3 separate regions of the Homo sapiens genome follow, and all the other regions are linked to region 1. A link is a contact called in ENCODE Hi-C or POLR2A ChIA-PET data. All regions are on one chromosome and are shown on one strand. Each heading gives the region's core, a stretch centred on a gene start or an enhancer-like site at or near the end of the contact. The rest is flanking DNA. Distances are from core to core; before and after follow the strand shown.

Evidence for each region. A loop is a pair of places that touch in the nucleus more often than their neighbours do. ChIA-PET counts read pairs that join two places held with the same protein, here RNA polymerase II (POLR2A). Pooled maps may share reads with other maps.
Region 2: a loop to region 1 is called in a pooled map, with 2.3 times the contacts of the local background. The contact joins two enhancer-like sites. A Hi-C loop is called at or near these places in 2 of 50 pooled maps. POLR2A ChIA-PET finds 5 or more read pairs at or near these places in 5 of 52 experiments (A673, AG04449, AG04450 and 2 more).
Region 3: a pooled map shows a loop between it and region 1 (2.0-fold over the local background). The contact joins two enhancer-like sites. A Hi-C loop is called at or near these places in 7 of 168 maps with a recorded cell type or tissue (HCT116, HepG2, IMR-90 and 4 more) and 6 of 50 pooled maps. POLR2A ChIA-PET finds 5 or more read pairs at or near these places in 14 of 52 experiments (A549, A673, AG04449 and 11 more).

Annotation. Positions count from the first base shown.
Region 1 is chr6:151,332,933-151,336,513 of GRCh38, forward strand. All of the region lies in intron 3 of AKAP12 (A-kinase anchoring protein 12), which reads left to right. Among named protein-coding and RNA genes, the nearest start is that of ZBTB2, 57 kb to the right of the region's middle. Within about 2 kb of position 2,003, at least 2 of the 41 ENCODE cell types and tissues checked have a DNase peak (open chromatin) inside an H3K27ac peak, as active enhancers do.
Region 2 is chr6:150,927,721-150,931,301 of GRCh38, forward strand. All of the region lies in intron 11 of MTHFD1L (methylenetetrahydrofolate dehydrogenase (NADP+ dependent) 1 like), which reads left to right. Among named protein-coding and RNA genes, the nearest start is that of MTHFD1L, 64 kb to the left of the region's middle. Within about 2 kb of position 1,896, at least 2 of the 41 ENCODE cell types and tissues checked have a DNase peak (open chromatin) inside an H3K27ac peak, as active enhancers do.
Region 3 is chr6:151,069,865-151,073,445 of GRCh38, forward strand. All of the region lies in intron 26 of MTHFD1L (methylenetetrahydrofolate dehydrogenase (NADP+ dependent) 1 like), which reads left to right. Among named protein-coding and RNA genes, the nearest start is that of MIR12131, 31 kb to the right of the region's middle. Within about 2 kb of position 1,672, at least 15 of the 41 ENCODE cell types and tissues checked have a DNase peak (open chromatin) inside an H3K27ac peak, as active enhancers do.

The DNA of each region.
Region 1 (3,581 bases), core at 753-3,252:
GTTTAAAAATGGCGGGGTCATTCAATCACACATGAGTTAAAAAACTATACATTGTGTGGAAAAGACCACTCCAAAATCAGAGGAGGTTTTAGGGGCACCAAAAAGTACATCCACATATCAGTGATCCCAAATCAAAGATGGAGCTTTTTGGTTTTCCTCTTTGTAGCCAGTCGGACAAATCTAAGGCAGATGAAAATTCCATAGGAGTTTTGAATTAAAAGAAGCGCCCTAACGGAAAGCTGTGATGAAGGGTGGTTGTGAATGGATTCCACTGTGCCAGGCCTGCACGGGTTAGCACTGGCTGCCTGTCCTGGAAGCCCCCTCCATTATTTTTAGAGGCCTCTTATCAATCACTCCCTTCACTCCCAGCAGTGGGAGTGGGTTGAGCCTCTGGTCTGAGCCTCTCCTGCCTGCCGCCCCCACATCTTTTAGGCTATTTTATAATGCATTTAACAGCCTCCCGCTGTGTTCACTAAGCTACAGTCTTTAACTCATTCACAACCAGCATGCAGGGAGCATGTAAAAATACTTTCTCAGGCCGGGCGCAGTGGCTCACGCCTGTAATCCCAGCACTTTGGGAGGCCGACATGAGCGGATCACCTGAGGTCAGGAGTTTGAGACCAATCTGGCCAACATGGCGAAACTCTGTTTCTACTAAAAATTAGCTGGGCATGGTGGCGGGCGCCTGTGGTCCCAGCTACTCGGGAGGCTGAGGCAGGAAAATTGCTTGAACCCGGGAGGTGGAGGCTGCAGTCGAGATCGCACCACTGCACTCTAGCCTGGGCAACAGAGCAAGACTGTGACTTCAAAAAAAAAAAAAAAAATGAAAGGTTTCTGCTCACCACAAACTAGAAGGGAATGATGGTGGTCTTGTTTGGGACTCTTTACCTGCAGCAAGAACCTGGGAAATGTGGGGGTGATTTTGGTGTGTCATGTACAGTTGGGCTGGGGAAAGCGAAAAAAGTGAAGAAGAGGAGGTGAGGAGGGGGAGGTCAGCACAGGAAGAAGGGTCCTGGCCACCTTTGACCCATACTTGGGGTAAAGGACCTGCATCTGGCCAGGCTCTGTGGCTTATGTCTGTAATCCCAGCACTTTGGGAGGCTGAGGTGGGAGGATCACTTGAAGCCAGGAGTTCAAGACCAGCCTGGGCAACATAGCCAGTTCCTCCATCTCTACAAAAACAAACACAAAACAAAAACAGAAAAGGGATCTGCATCTTTACATGGTGCAAATAAAGAAAACTAGAAGATAGGGAGTTAACTTGAGACATACTATTATGTGCTCCTTTTCTCCCCTTGAAATGTTGATGCAGGAAGTCAGGGTGGTAAAAAATAGGCACAATGTCACATTCAGCTTCACAAGATTTGAAAGTGCATCTCAGCTGGGAGCGGTGGCTCACGCCTGTAATCCCAACACTTTCAGAGGCCGAGGCAGGTGGATCACCTGAGGTCAGGAGTTCGAGACCAGCCTGGCCAACATGGCTAAACCCCATCTCTACTAAAGATAGAAATATTTAGCGGGGCGTGGTGGTGAGTGCCTGTAGTCCCAGCTACTCAGGAGGCTGAGGCAGGAGAATCGCTGGAACCCTGGAGGCAGAGGCTGCAGAGAGCTGACATCATGCCACTGTACTCCAGCCTGGGCGACAGAGCAAGACTCCGTCTCAAAAAAATAAAAAAGAGTGCATCTCAACTTTTTTTTTTTTTCTTTGAGACGGAGTCTTGCTCTGTCGCCCAGGCTGGAGTGCAGTGGCGCGATCTCGGCTCACGGCAAGCTCCGCCTCCCGGGTTCACGCCATTCTCCTGCCTCAGCCTCCCGAGTAGCTGGGACTACAGGCGCCCGCCACCATGTTCGGCTGATTTTTTGTATTTTTTTAGTAGAGACGGGGTTTCTCCGTGGTAGCCAGGATGGTCTTGATCTCCTGACCTCGTGATCTGCCCGCCTCGGCCTCCTAGAGTGCTGGGATTACAGGCGTGAACCGCCGCGCCCGGCCTTCAACATTTTGTATTGGCGATTTTCAGTGACTTCTGGTCCTGAAAATCAAGAGCTTTCTGGTTCAGCAGAGCTGAAAGCTGTTCAATACTGCCCTCTTCTGTCCAAAACTCATTCAGGCATTTGGACAATGATTTTATACTCGGGAATGTTTTTGACAAAGCGTGATGGTGAAAATTGGACATTATCTAACCATGGGGACAGAAAAACAAATTGTGCAGCCATTAGGTCTTAGTTTTGAAGACTTTATTCAGAAAACAACACAAATAGTGATTATCTGGATGTTGTACTTATGAAAAATTTTCCCTATTCTCTGTATTTTAAAGTCTTCTACAATTTATACTGATTATGTTTGGAATTGGCAAAAAGTAAAATAAGTCGTTCTATTCTGAAGAAAACAAGCAAAAATATTAAAGTTTTTGTTATTTTTATAGAAAGCCAACTGATACTTCATCCTCATAACCAGCCTTAGTGTCCTCACCTATAATGTAAGTGACTTATGTTATAGGTGAGGACACTAAGAACAGAGATTTTCATTTTATTTTTATTTTTACTGTTGTTTGTTTGTTTGTTTTTGAGATGGAGACTCACTCTGTCACCTGTGCAGTGGCACGATCTCCACTCATTGCCACCTCCACCTCGAAAGTTCAAGCAATCCTCCTGCCTCAGCCTCTCAAGTAGCTGGGATTATAAGATGCACCACCACGCCCAGCTAACTTTTGTATTTTTAGTAGAGACGGGGTTTGACTGTGTTGCCCAAAGCTGGTCTCAGACTCCTGACCCCAAAGCGATCCTCCTGCCTCGGCCTCCCAAAGTGCTGGGATTACAGCCCCGTGAGCCACTGCACCTGGCCTTATTTTTCGTTTAGATTCAGGGGATACATATATAGGTTTGTTACCTGGATATATTGCATAATGGTGAGGTTTGGGCTCTAGTGTACCCGTCACCGGAGTGGTGAACATTGTACTCAATACTATTTTTCAACTCTCACTTCCCTTCCACCCTCCCTCCCTTTTAGAGTACCCAGTGTCTATTATTTCCATCTTTATGTCCCTGTGTACTCATTGGTTAGCTACCATTTATGAGAATATGCAGCATTTTACTTTCTGTTTCTGAGTTATTTTACTTAGGATAATGGCCTCCAGATCCTTCCATGTTGCTGCAAAGGACATGATTTCCTTCTTTTTCATGGCTGCATAGTATTCCATGGTGTATATGGACCACATTTTCTTTATCCAGTCAAACTTTGATGGACACTTGGGTTGGTTCCATGACTTTGCTAGTGTGAATAGTGCTGCAAGAAACATACAAGTGCAGGCATCTTTTTGATAAACTGATTTTATCTCTCTTGGGTAGATGCCAAATAATGGGATTGCTGTGTGGAATGGTAGTTCTGTTTTTTGTTCCTTGAGAAATCTCCATATTGTTTTCTATAGCTCTCTTACTAATTTACATTCCCACTGGCAATGTATAAATATTCCCTTTTCTCCACATCTGTGCGAACATCTGTTGTTTTTTGACTTTTTAATAATAGCTATTTTGGCTAGGCACAGTGGCTCACATCTATAATCCCAGCACTTTGGGAGGCTGAG
Region 2 (3,581 bases), core at 646-3,145, 410 kb before region 1:
TGCTGGGATTACAGGTGTGAGCCACCGCACCTGGCCACATCCCAGATTCTTAAACATGTTGGGGAAGCAGGGGCTGGGGGAGTAGCAAAATGCCCAGGATGAGGGTGGAGATCCCATCTTACACATCTTCTGGCACCTCTAGTTCCATCAATAAGTGCTACCCTGGTAGTTCTGAGTGTTTCTAATTGTCCAAGTGCACTGATGCAGAAAAATAATTTGAACATAGAATAGGGATGTTCCACAACTTACTTGACCAATTTTCTATTGATGGGCAATCAAAGTGTTCCCAATTTTTGCCATTTTAAACTGCTAGAATTAACAACCTTGGGCATGTGGATTTGTGCATCTGTTTAATTATCTCCTTAGGAAAAATCCCCGGAAGTGAGTTCAATTATTTATAACCACAAATAAAGCAAAAATATTATCCAAAACAGGCCAAGCGCGGTGGCTCACACCTGTAATCCCAGCTCTTTGGGAGGCCGAGGCAGGTGGATCACAAGGTCAGGAGATCGAGACCATCCTGGCTAACATGGTGAAACCCCGTCTCTACTAAAAATACCAAAAAATTAGCCAGGCGTGGTGGCAGGCACCTGTAGTCCCAGCTACTCAGGAGGCTGAGGCAGGAGAATGGCGTGAACCTGGGAGGCGGAGCTTGCGGTGAGCCAAGATCACGCCACTGCACTCCAGCCTAGGTGACAGAGCAAGACTGTCTCAAAAAAAAAAAAAAAAAAAAAAAATCACCTCTTTAATGATATAGTGATTTCTTCAAATCCTTTTTCCCTCCTCCTGTCCCACTTTCCTGTCCTCCTCTTTCTCCTTCTCTTTGTGTAGCTTTTCTTTTTTTTTTTTGAGATGAAGTCACCCAGGCTGGAGTGCACTGGTGCGATTTTGGCTCGCTGCAACCTCTGCCCCCTGGGTTCAAGCAATTCTTGTGCCTCAGCTTCCCAAGTAGCTGGGATTCCAGGCATGCACCCCCACGCCTGGCTAACTGTTTTTGTATTTTTATAGAGACGGGGTTTCGCCACATTAGCCAGGCTGGCCTTGAACTCCTGGCCTCAAGTGGTCCGCCCGCCTCCTCCTTCCAAAGTGCTAGGATTACAGGTGTGAGCCATCATGCCCAGCTTCTGTAGCTTTTTTGTAAGAGGGACAGACAGCCAGGGCCTCTCTGAATCCCTCAGCAGTTGGCATTGTAAGGAATTCATCCTTTGCTCCACACCTTGGTTGCCTGTGGCTTCACCCTTCTCCCGCAGGCTTCCAGGCTCACTGCAGTTAGATTCCTGAGCCCCTTTCCAACCTAGAACCCCAAACTTAATGTCCCCATAATCGAGTGTGGGAAAGTTCCTGGCTGAGGGGAGGGGTTGGCTCCACCTGCAGGCACCCTCTGGGCCCACACCCTGCAAGGAGCTGCCTCTGGTTAGATTGGCTCCGGGGTCTCTGAGTTTAGGGCACAGTTTAGTCAGGGTTGTTTTATGGCAGTATGCTTGATGCATATTTGTCTGCAATTAATAAACAAACTCTTGGCCATTAAGACCTTGAAAAAGCATTTGATTTGTGAAATTGGTTCCTTTCTTCCAGGCTTCAGATGATCTTGGTAGGTGGGTTTGCAGGCTTTCTCACCCTGTTCAGATAGGAACACTTAAGGAAAACTTGGTAGGATGTGTTGTCTGTTTATGAAGGAAGAATCCTGCAGCAGATTTTCTTATCCAGTCCTTGTGCTTTACTCCATTTTGGGCTTGTCAATAAAATCAGAAATCCAGATATGGATGGCTCTGACCTTAGCTTGGAACACAAAACTGATACTTCTAAAACAAAGCTGTGATGATACTGTTTTCAGGTTCCTTACTTGTAAACAAAGCTGGGCCTCCAGCCTCATGCTGGAGAATGCTAGCTAGCACGACTGCCTGGGGTTACAGCCAATGCAGTCCATGGCCAGTAGAACATTTCTCCACGCTGGCTTTTTGCTAGCATTAATATGTATAATCAAGCTGAAATTGGCCTGCCATGTTGTAAATAGAAAAGAAGACTAAAGATGAATTTTCAAGAACAGATTAAACACCAAGGGATCAACAATTCTTTTTCTGAAATTCTAAGTTTCTTTACCTAACAAAGACCTTTGAAGGAACAAAAATTAAATGGCCTGTCTCTTTTTTAACTGTAGTGGAAAAAAATAACCGTGCTGGTAAGATTATGATATATGTATGCATTTGTGGCACAGCTTGAAGATTTTTAGGAAATAGCCACACTGGATTCTATAAGGGAAGAATGAACAGCCCCTTCTCCCCAACACAACAAATGATATATTTTTTAGGGCTGTAAACTGTCATCAGTATCTAATCCCTTAATAGCTGAATATTGATATCAGTTTAGATCACAGGCAACTATTTTATCGATAGCCTAAAGTGGGCCTGGCATGACGGGTTGTGCCTATAACCCAATTACTCTGGAGACTGTGGGTGGATCACTTGAGGCCAGGAGTTCAAGACCAGCCTGAGCTGCATAGCAAGACCCCATCTTTAAAAAATACAAACAAACAGCAAAAAGCAGCACTGGTTTAAAGCAACATTTGTAATCTAAAGTGAAAAGTCAATTTGAAATAAAAATCATCTTCATATTTTTACATTTGACCAGGTCAAGCGTTAGGGGGAAATGACTGTTATCAAACCATTATATGCACTGTTGCAACTTCTTTAAAAATATAAATGACCCCTCCATTAAATGGAGAATTATTTCCTTTTTCTAAAAGTCTTTTCTAATTCTGAAAATAATATTAGCTTATTGTAAAAAATTTAACATAAAGTAAAAAGGAGATAACTAGGTCTCTCATAACTCAATATTTTATTTATATATTCATCTTTTTACACATTGAGATCATGCTATAAATATCATTTTTGTCCTGCCTTTTTCTCTGAACACTGTAACATAAATCTTTTTCCATGCTTTAGAAGAATTCAAATACCCAAGTAATTTTTAAATAATACTAAATAACAATATATTTGTTATTACATATTTTAATTTATATAGAAATGTGATTTAAATATATCAGCAATGGGATTAAAATATAAAACAATGAGATTTTTTTAAATCTTCTATTATTAATAACTCAAATGCAGAACAGATTAATTCTTTTAAAAAGCCATTCTTCAAACTTTAGGATTTCTTATTCAGTCAGAATCATCTGCATTTCATCAACTACATATCGCATGGTATTTACACCTACACATCACTTTATTTGCTTTGCCTGACAAAATGAAAAGTATTGGGAATTGTTCAGGGAAATATGCCAAAAGAATCTTAGGGACTCATGAGTTTTACATATTTTCCCAGTTACACTAATGAAAAGGAATTTTGTTTGAGAACTTGACTTGGAGTGCAGCTGCAGGGCATTTGAATCTCAGTCTCCATCAGGCCTGCACCCATTTCTGTGCAGAAGTTTCTAGAATTTCCCTGAATTGGTTGGACAGAGCAGCTAAAAAAGCAGCCCAAACTGATCTGGGAATAGACTGAATTTCACATTAAAGAAAAATTTGAATCATTCACATCATTTCATCTTTTTTTTTTTTTTTTTTTTTTTCTGCAGAGGG
Region 3 (3,581 bases), core at 422-2,921, 260 kb before region 1:
ACACCGAACATGCCATAGAAGCTATGTTTTTCTATTTCAGCACACAGTAAAACACTACCTCTTAGATGTCGATGAGTACATGCTGCTTTTATGTTGACGCAGAGGACCTGTGTTGACTCTTCATCGGCAAGGTGTCTTTTTTTTAAGTTTCAATTGACACATACCACCTCTGGCCCAAGTGGACCACACAGTTATGCATGCCCTTTGGTGCAAGATACATCACGTCTCCAAGAACTCGGGTGTTTTTCTGATCATGGAGAATTAGATTCCACATATAGCTTGTATTTAGGATCTGCAGATTAGGTTTTATAAATTATGTTTGGCAAATGATAATCCACAAAGTAGATTCTAAGTTAAAATACTATAAAGTACTATAATTTATGTTTAAATGTCTTTCAACCTGAGAGTTACTCTCCCTTAGAAGTCCCCAAAAATGCTGAAACCACACCAGGTTGATATCTGACCTTTCACTTTTGGAAAATGTGTATATTGTTGAACCTCTAATCTAGATTCGGACACCATCACCAACCAGCTTCTCTCTTTCAGTTGCCATCTGCACTTTACTGTTTAGTTTTTGTTGTCTTTAGGGAAAGTTGTAAAATACCCACATTCTTCTCAAGTTCTTCAAGTCTTTTGGTTTTTAGTAAACCCTTTTGTGACATTGTCTTTGAGAACAGAGGTCAACAAACATTTCCTTAATGGACTAGATAGTAGATATATCAGGACTTGCAGACCACATGGTCTCTGTCCTAACTACTCAACTCTGCCGTTATAGCACAAAACCAGCCGTACTCAATATATAAATGAATGACCCTGTGGCTGTGTTCCACTAAAACTTCATAAAAATAAGCAGCTGGCCAGATTTGCTGTGTGGGTCTTAGTTTGCCAACCCCTGATCTAGAAGAAAAGAGTTTTGTGTAATGTTTGGGTAATAAAATAAACATACCAAACCATCTCAGGAATCCCTAACCTTTTCCTCATTGGGAACTATTTTCCCAGTATCCCCAAGTACTGGTGGGAATGAGATAAAAAGGGCCAGGCATGCCATTCCCTAAAGCAGATAGCCAACCCTCTTTCTTTCCCTGTGGAAATCCCCTCTGCCTACAGGGAGGAGAAGCAACTGGTTTGGAAGCTGCCAGCCAGTCCGTTTATTTAGAAAATTCTAAGCCCAGTTCCAGATCACTTTGCGTCAACTCTAAAATACAGCCACAAATGAAATAAATGTTGTTTATAATCCTACCAAGTCTAGTAGGTGTGTATGTGCTTGAGGTTAAACTTTTGTGTAAGCTCCAGACTTACTTTAGGTTTATAGAAAATTACATCGCAATTGATACAATGGTTGTGTTGGGTGATGGAGATAGAAAGAGGGAGAAGAAGTGAAAGTGAAATTTTGGTCAAAATTGGATACCACCCTAATAAGCCGGGAGATAAGGGGTGCTGCAGAACTGTTTTCTGTGATACAGTGCATCTACATTGATAATTTGTGTTTTATGTACTTTTAAAATGAGGCTTTATTGGCTTGATTTCTGTGAGAAAAATCACTAATGGGCTGATCGTACTGCTCTACTTCAACATGCAAGAGAATTGCTCAGACGCTTGTCAGATGCCTGAACCACATACTTATTTGAGAATGTGCCATCATAGGAAGCTTTCATTCACCAAGGTCACCGAGAGGGCAGCCCAGGGAAGCACGTTGAACTTCGCATGGTTCTGGCCACTCGTGTCAGTAGCAAAGCAAGGAAATAAGGAGCTGACTTGCCCAAAAATTACAAGTTCAGAGAAAACGGACTTGTTTTGTTTGGAAAAGGCAGATAACGGAGCAGTAACTAAAGAATCCTCTTTTTTTATTATTATTGTTGTTGCTCAATTTATAAACCTAAACAGAAAATGTGTGTTGCCTTATTTCCTCTTCTTTTCTACAGATAACTTTCTTTTAAAACATTCTAAATATTAAGCAACATTGTAAGTACAGATTTTTTTTTTTTTTTTTTTTTTGAGTTGGAGTCTCACTCCGATCATCCAGACTGGAGTGCAATGGCGCGATCTTGGCTCACTGCAACCTCTGCCTCCTGGGTTCAAGCAGTTCTCCTGCCTCGGCCTCCTGAGTAGCTGGGATTCCAGGCACCCACCACCACATTTGGTTAATTTTTGTATTTTTAGTAGAGATGGGGTTTCCCCATGTTGGCCAGGCTAGTCTCGAACTCCTGACTCACCTCAGCCTCCCAAAGTGCTGAGAGTACAGGCGTGAGCCACCACGCCCGGCTAGTACAGAATTTTTTATGGCCCCTTTTAAAGACTGCAAACCTTTTTATACCAAAAAAAAATTATTTTTCCTGTATTTATTTTACACATTAGTAAATGAATGAAATTTTGGCTCTAGGTTTAGAAAGCAATTTCATTTTAAGCTCATTTTACTGTGTCATTGGACTTTTTATTAATTTTATTCTTGAACTACTTAGCTGAAAATCGAATTCTGTCATTATATGTAATCATATAATGCTTCTCATAATGTTACACTTTAATTAGATGCAGTTGAATAATAACCTAAAAAATCTTCATAGTCTATAAAATTCACACTTATATTTATAAGACAATATTATCTCACCCATTGATACATAATGTTATGTTAAAAGTACACAATATGGCCAGGTGTGGTGGCTCACACCTGGAATCCCAGTACTTTGGGAGGCTGAGGCGGCAGATCACTTGAGCCCAGGAGTTCGACATCAGCATGAGCAACATGTTGAAACCCCGTCTCTACCAAAAATACAAAAATTAGCCAGGCATGGTGGCGCACATCTGTAATCCCAGCAACTTGGGAGGCTGAGGCAGGAGGATCACTTGAACCCAGGGGACAGAGGTTGCAGTGAACAGAGGTTGCAGTGAGCGGAGATTGTGCCTCCTCTGCACTCCAGCCTGGATGACAGAGTGATACTCTGTCTCAAAAAATAAAAAGAGTACACAATATTATCTCACCCATTGATACATAATGTTATGTTAAAAGCACACTGCATTCTAGAGAAGGTAGAGTAACAGGGTCTTACTTTACCCTCCCACTTGAAACAAGTAAAAAACTGGACAAAGTATATGAAAAATACATCACTCAGGGCATTGGACACCAGGCAGCAAAAAACAGTGGCCCCTGAGAAATTGGAAACAAAGTGAGTCCTATAATTGTCCTTATCTAGAAAAAGTTTCCTGGCTACTGTGTAGAGAGAAGGAACCCAGGAGAAAGAGCTCAACTGTCTCCCTGAGTTGAAGACAGAGCTGGGGATACATCAAGGGAAACCAAGGCAGCTAGTTTGCAGAGGTGGAGGACCGGAGAGGAGAGAACTGCATAGAGAGAGCTTTGCGGATGTACAGAGTCCTCCTTGAGCATGCAAGTGCGTACTGATCAAAGTGTGGTTGTGAGAAAACTACCCATCACCAGAGAAAGGATCACCCGAAAGAATGAGGGAACAGTGCCTGCCTCCCACACAGTAGCCAAGAAGAGGTGCCTGTTGCCAACAGCTAGAGTGAAAACCTCTGAATGCAGGGGCACTGGTTAGAATACTAAGAAGGGTCTTGCCAGACATCCAATC